Linked DNA regions of Homo sapiens: region 2 is linked to region 1. A link is a contact called in ENCODE Hi-C or POLR2A ChIA-PET data. All regions are on one chromosome and are shown on one strand. Each heading gives the region's core, a stretch centred on a gene start or an enhancer-like site at or near the end of the contact. The rest is flanking DNA. Distances are from core to core; before and after follow the strand shown. Region 1 overlaps LINC01619 (long intergenic non-protein coding RNA 1619). Region 2 has its middle 19 kb from the start of LINC02397.

Evidence for each region. Hi-C counts contacts between places; a loop is a spot of excess contacts on that map. ChIA-PET counts read pairs that join two places held with the same protein, here RNA polymerase II (POLR2A). Pooled maps may share reads with other maps.
Region 2: a pooled map shows a loop between it and region 1 (2.1-fold over the local background). The contact joins two enhancer-like sites. A Hi-C loop is called at or near these places in 2 of 37 single-sample maps with no recorded cell type and 7 of 50 pooled maps. POLR2A ChIA-PET finds 5 or more read pairs at or near these places in 3 of 52 experiments (H1, activated CD4-positive, alpha-beta T cell and activated T-cell).

Annotation. Positions count from the first base shown.
Region 1 is chr12:92,033,674-92,036,867 of GRCh38, forward strand. The region is part of intron 1 of LINC01619 (long intergenic non-protein coding RNA 1619); the gene reads right to left. Among named protein-coding and RNA genes, the nearest start is that of LINC01619, 110 kb to the right of the region's middle. RefSeq lists enhancers at 1,300-1,594, 1,318-1,627. Within about 2 kb of position 1,343, at least 27 of the 41 ENCODE cell types and tissues checked have a DNase peak (open chromatin) inside an H3K27ac peak, as active enhancers do.
Region 2 is chr12:92,484,012-92,487,188 of GRCh38, forward strand. No RefSeq gene overlaps it. Among named protein-coding and RNA genes, the nearest start is that of LINC02397, 19 kb to the left of the region's middle. Within about 2 kb of position 1,605, at least 2 of the 41 ENCODE cell types and tissues checked have a DNase peak (open chromatin) inside an H3K27ac peak, as active enhancers do.

The sequences.
Region 1 (3,194 bases), core at 93-2,592:
CACCATGCGGTGAATGAAGAGGGGTGCTGGAAATGTCCCCAGATGTTCTAACATACTTGCCAAAGCTGATTACAGCATTTTTGTTTAATTAAAACAAACTTACATGACATATTTCTTTTCATAAAGGTAGTTTTTGTTTAATTGTAGAAAAGTTAGAAGATACAAATAAGGGAAAACAAGGAGAAGAAGGGAGAGAGGGAGACATGAATGAAGAAAGAGAAGAAGAAAGGAGGGAGGGAGGAAGGGAAAGAGAAAAGAAGACTTGCAGAGAAAACTTATCATCCCCAGAGAAGCCATCATTAGCATCTAAATGTTCAGCTTTTCAAAGCCCCCACCCCTTTTTTTTAACTATATATGGTGGGGTTATTTTTACAAAAATGTGATCATAGTCTTTTTTTTATTTTTATTTATTTATTTTTTTTGAGGCACGGGGCTGGCTCTGTTTCTCAGACTGGAGTGCAGTGGCTTCCTGCAGCCTTGAACTTCTGGGCTCAAGCAATCCTCCCACTTCAGCCTCCAGAGTATGTGGGACTACAGGTGCATGCTGCCACCACACCTAGTTCTTTTTTTTTAGTAGAGACAGAGTCTGCCCAGGCTGTTATCAAACTCCTGGGCTCAAGTGATCCTCTCGCCTTGGCCAACCAAAGTGCTGGGATTACAGGTATGAACCATTGCACCTGGCTGAATCATACTTTTATAACTTGCTTGTTCCACTACTCCATATATCTAAATTATTAAATATTATTTCTACTAAATTCTTAATACTAGGAGTTCTTAACCTTTGAGTGATAGACAGGTTCCTGTTTAAATCTCTTTATATTACATGAAAATGTTGAGCATATGGAGATTTTTCTAGGGAGATGGTTCACAGCTTTTATTGAGCTCCCCAAGGGTGCCCACAATCAAAAATTTTTAAGGCCACTGTTTTACACCCTCATTTTAAATGGTAAAAATAGATATATCTGGAAGAGATATAAACAGACACATATCATGATTTTTTTAACCAAATTCTTGTTACACATTTAATTCCATCCCACTTTTGAACTATTATAAACAATATGCAGTGAACTTAGCTTTTAAAACTTTAACTACATAACTATTTCCCGTGATACTGGCAGAAATGACATTGCTGGGAATTTTTTCAGTGTGAAGTAACACAGATTGACAAATTGTCACAGCACTTAACAAGTGACTTTTTACACCATAGAACCCACCTTGTTCAGATACTACAGCTAGAACTGTATCATGAGAGAGCCACCCTCCTGCACATACTGCAGGAAGGAGCAACATTTCCTGCATTTGTTTGGTTTTGTTACCGACTTGCCGCCCTGCCTGCCACTTTGAGGCACAGTTGCAGCGCCTCTGTTTACATTTTTGGAGGACACGTGGACAAGCCCAGGCAAAGCCGAACAGCACACGGTACATCAATCACACAAGGAACATCTGCTGATTCCCTTGGGGGAAACAGAATGATTCCGAGAGTTGGGGCACTGCCAACGGGAAATTCACACAGATGAAAGCAACAGAATTCATGCTTGCAGTTTCAAGGGGGTGGAGGAAGGAGGAGAAAGAGAGTGGGTAAGCAGCAAGGTGAAATACAGGGTTCCCCCCCGAGTCTCACTTGTTACATATGAAAAGGTTTAAATCAGTGTTTTAAAATATCGGAACTGGAAGTTGTGAAAGCAAAACTATTCTTTGGTTTCAGATGTATTTTCATCTAGAGACCTTATTAAGGAATTTGCTAGAATAGTTTTAGTGACCCAAAAATAAATATTGATTGGTTCTGTATGTATTTATAAAAGTATACCTGGTCTGGGGGATCTGAGGCTACTGGATCATAAGAGAGTACAATGAAACCAGAGTGTGCTAACCTGCACATCTTGAAGGACTAACATCTTCCAGGTTTGCTGTTGTTTACGTGCTGCCTGTGAAAAGCAGAGTTTTGAGTGTTTTCAGCACCAAAGTCCCCTCAAAGCAAAAGAACAAAACCATCAAGATGTTATTGGTAATTCATAATCTGAAGCTGAGCATATAAGAATTTGTCTTTTTTAATTGTGGATACATTGAATTTGGGCTCCCAAATGGTGTTCTTATGATTTCAGTTTTTCTCTCAGAGAAAATACTGTACCAACAAGCCCTGTCAGAAGTCACCTCCAAATGCATGGAATACCAGGAATGACCCCTCCCTTCCTTCAGATCTGATATTTCCTTGGCAAGCACTTTTTCTCAGACTATCTTGCCATCGAATTTCTATACCGCCTCAAGATGACACTTTGTCTAGCAAAAAGTGATGCAAAGCTCTTTTGCAAAAGCCCCTCAAATTAATACACCTTACATATTTTCACTAATAAAACTTTCCTTGGAAGCCCCATATGTGTAATTATGCTTTCACAGATGTAAACAACTAAAACACAAGAAGATTAAATGATCTCTCTGAGATGACCTAGCAAATCATCCACCAAATGCATGATGTCTGACAACTTATGACATACAAATGCTTACACTGACAACTCGCCCTCATCCTTGTTTCTGTGCAGAAAAATAAGGGAAATCGTTTACTGGCCCAGAAGACCTCACGATGGCAAATTCAATCAGATCCTCATTAACCAGATCAAAATGAGGCCTGACAGAGTCTTCATTAGATCTACAAAATCCTGTTCGTTTTAGCTCTGAGTCTCCTGACTTGTCCGTGTCATCATAAATTGGTTGTTTTGAAGTCAGAGAGGACAAAGTGCTTGCAGATGATGGTCACCCTGCCTGACCTATAAGGACAAGGTTCTGTTAGAAAAAATGAAACAGTGCAGCAGTGGCAAGGCCTGGCCAAAGAAATAGGTTTGCTAACCGGCAAGAAACAGAGAAAAGAAAAACCCAGTTATTTAAAAATACTGACCAAAATACTAACAACTACAAAGACATTGTCCCAGTCCCATCACGGAAACCAATGTAAACTTCTCTTGTGAAGCTGAATTACAGGTCACTTAAGTTCTATTACATACATTTTACATTCCCAGTCAGAAAAATGGCATCCTCTATATCTGAAAAAATTCATCTAACCCCAGATGAAGTCTTCTTTTTTTTTTTATAATGGAATTAAATTCTGTCACTTTTTTTAGCAGTGGTGCCAGCGAGACCAGCCACTGAAATAAGCAGAGTTAATGGCCATTGAGTTAACGGACTTGAGAGGGGCCAAAAAG
Region 2 (3,177 bases), core at 355-2,854, 450 kb after region 1:
CTGTATAAAGCTCTTCCATGGCCTGCCCCCTTTTCGCAGTCACCTCTATTATTTGAAGGAATGGTCCAACCAACCTCAAAGCTCTGGAAATTTGCCCCAAAATAATTTTACCCTGAAGCCATTGAAGCTTAAGTTTCAGACCCCAGTTTCACATTCCTGTGAGTTCTGCAAGTCACTGGGAGCTATAGAGTCTTCTACGTAGATTTGGGAAACAAGGTGAAAATACCTCAAGAAATCTCAGAAGCCAGGGGCCTGCATCTCCAAGCCTCTGGCAATTTTCTTGTGGTTTCTATCCTCACTCTAGATATTTGCTTTTGAGACTGATTTTGAATTCAGAATTTTATATTCTCTCAAAAAGAGAATTCTCCAAATTCTATAAGCTTCAGGCTCTACAAAACTTGTCTATTCTGCCTAACTAGATTTATCATAGCACGTACCAAAGATGGCCCTGCCTCATGAGGACTTTTCATATCAGACCCTTAGATAATAATATTCCCTCATGTAAGTAATAATATTTCCGCATGTAGTTATGTATGAATAATTTTCATTCATCTATATCATGTTGGCCATAGTCAGTGTCCATGTCCAATTTATTTTTTGTGTCCTTGGTGCTCAGAAAGTTACCAGATGTTCAGTCAGAATTTTATTTAAAATATTTTGATGAACTAGATTTAAAGATAGATTAAATTAATTCCTACACATGATTTAATTTAATGGATAAAATAAGGGACTGAGCATTAGCCTGAACTGTGTACTTGCATTAGCCCTGATGTTCCCCAGAGGGAATAATATGTGAAGAATACTGCATAGGCTGAAAAACAAGAGTTCCCAGCAGACCAATATTCTTTCTTTCTGCAAGCTGTGAGACACCTGGGGAAAGTTCTCCACATTTGGTTTTTCAGCTACTCCACCCATGACTAGAAGGAAGATTTTATTTTATTATTTTATTTTATTGTATTTTTTAACAGTAAAAGAAAAATTATTGTTATTTTAATGAAAAAGAACCACCTGGAAAGTCTAGTGACATTTTTGAAGGCAGGGACCACTTTTTCCAGGGATTTGTTTCCCTATGCTAGTGCTCCATTCACCCTTGCACCACTTCAGCAAAGCACATAGTAGGTGTAGCAGGGAGATGTTAAGATGGAAACTTGGCCCTGACCATAGGCCAAGCCAGGGTGTCTAGTCGGGATTTATCCATAAACATCAATATTTATCACTAGATGATATATTGATTTCTTATCTGCCTCCTATACCTATTGATCTATTTTTCACAGCTTATAGTGGGGAGGGTCATGTTCAGTTATTATCCTTAAACCAAAACAATCTCTTCTTGAAAAATAGGATGCTATGCTCTGATGTTTGCAGAGGCCAGGAAATTCTTGCTCTGAGAGTTCCAGAAAAAAAGATTTGTCCAGATTTGAACTAATTTCAGAAAAACAAAACAAAAACAAAAAACCATCCAAGGTTAAGAGGTGACTTCTGACTCACAGAATGAACAAGAAGGCAGGGGAAAAAATAAGTCCCCCAAGATTCAGGTCAAAGGAAATGAACAGAAGGATGATGGAGTGGCCCAGAGGAGGATCACGTGACAGAAAAGTCAAGATAAATTAGTGGCAGGACAGAGGAAAAGAACTAAAGACCTGCAGGATCCTGAAAGAAAGAATGAAAGGAAGCAGATGAAGATTCTAGAGCCCAGCTGAATAGCCAGGCCGCCTGAGGGTAAAGAGGGAGAGAAAGAGGAAGCAGTGAATCAAATCAAAAAAGGATAGAAAAATACAGAGAAACAAGCCAGGGCACGGTGGCTCTCACCTGTAATCCCAGCACTTTGGGATGACAAGGAAGGCGGATCACATGAGGCCAGGAATTTGAGACCACGCTGGCCAACATGGCAAAACCCTGTCTCTACTAGAAAAATATGGAGGAATGTTTGAGAGATTGTGCACTGCCAGGGGTGAGGACATAAATTTATTTGCTATGTGAATGTTTTTTGAGACTCATCTAGTTCCTTTACAATTTTAATTTAGAATTTCTTTAGCTCCAAATCAGGATCATTAGCTGGGAGTTCTTATAAATCAAAAGCAAAACAAAGCTATTGCAAACAAGTGGGAGTTCTCATAACCTTAATCAGAAAGGCTTGAGTTGCATTTCCAAATCCTGTCTCTAGAGACCATGAGTTTTTAATGATAGTATTTCCATGAAAGCCCAATTGAATACAATCACCACCCAGACCAAAGTGTAGGGGAAATCATAAAGCTACTTTCAAATCCGAGTCTTCTTTGAAATTTAAAATTATATTCCATGATAATGGTTCTCATAAACCTTAATGCAAGGGAAAAAAAAAAAACTACAGCAGAATAAAGAAGATTTAAAAAGAAGCAGGATAGGAAAAAAGACAAGCCAGAGGCTAGCTATATCTTTTCATAAAGCACACCTGGTCTCATAAGCACATGAGAGCTAGGCCCAGAAGTTTCGAGCCTTGGAGACTCACTTCAAACAAATTCCAGGGAAAGACACTCAATTAAGTGTTCAGGACAATTGTATATCCCCAGTGCACTCATGTACTGGAAGTGCTTAAACTCTGCCCTCAGTGGTCAATAAAATGGTATTAAGTCACAGACAACCCATTGCCATTGGTATTGGCTGATGTCTCTGGTAGTTTATGTGATGACAAACATTAGCCTTAACAGCAGAGCCTTCCTTTCTTTGATTTCCGTGTGAAATTCTGTGGCTGGGAGATGTTTATGTTCACATGAACATAACTGTAAGCAAACCATCTTATGGTAGACATCTCTCCAGAAAAAGCAAATTCCATCTTTTTAAATAGAAAAAAAAAACAGCAGCAAAATGAAATTAATGCCTTTGGCTCATTGTGTTGTAAAATTATCCTTGAAGTTATTTCACACTGCCCTAAAAAATCATTGAATTCAGATTATAACACAGCTCTTATGAAGCTGTTAGGCAGTTGCATCTTTAATGAGGCTGAGTAGGTAAGAGGAACAGATACTCTAGATTGAAAGCCATCGCAAAAAATGTGAAACAACTGTATTAAATTTAATTTAATTTAACCAATGGGTGTATTTATTCCCTGCCTTCTTCCAGAAAGGATTTAGGGAGCTTAGGTAATGTGGAGGTCTGAAGGTGTAGATACTCATGAAAGCCTCAGATTAATATCTAGAA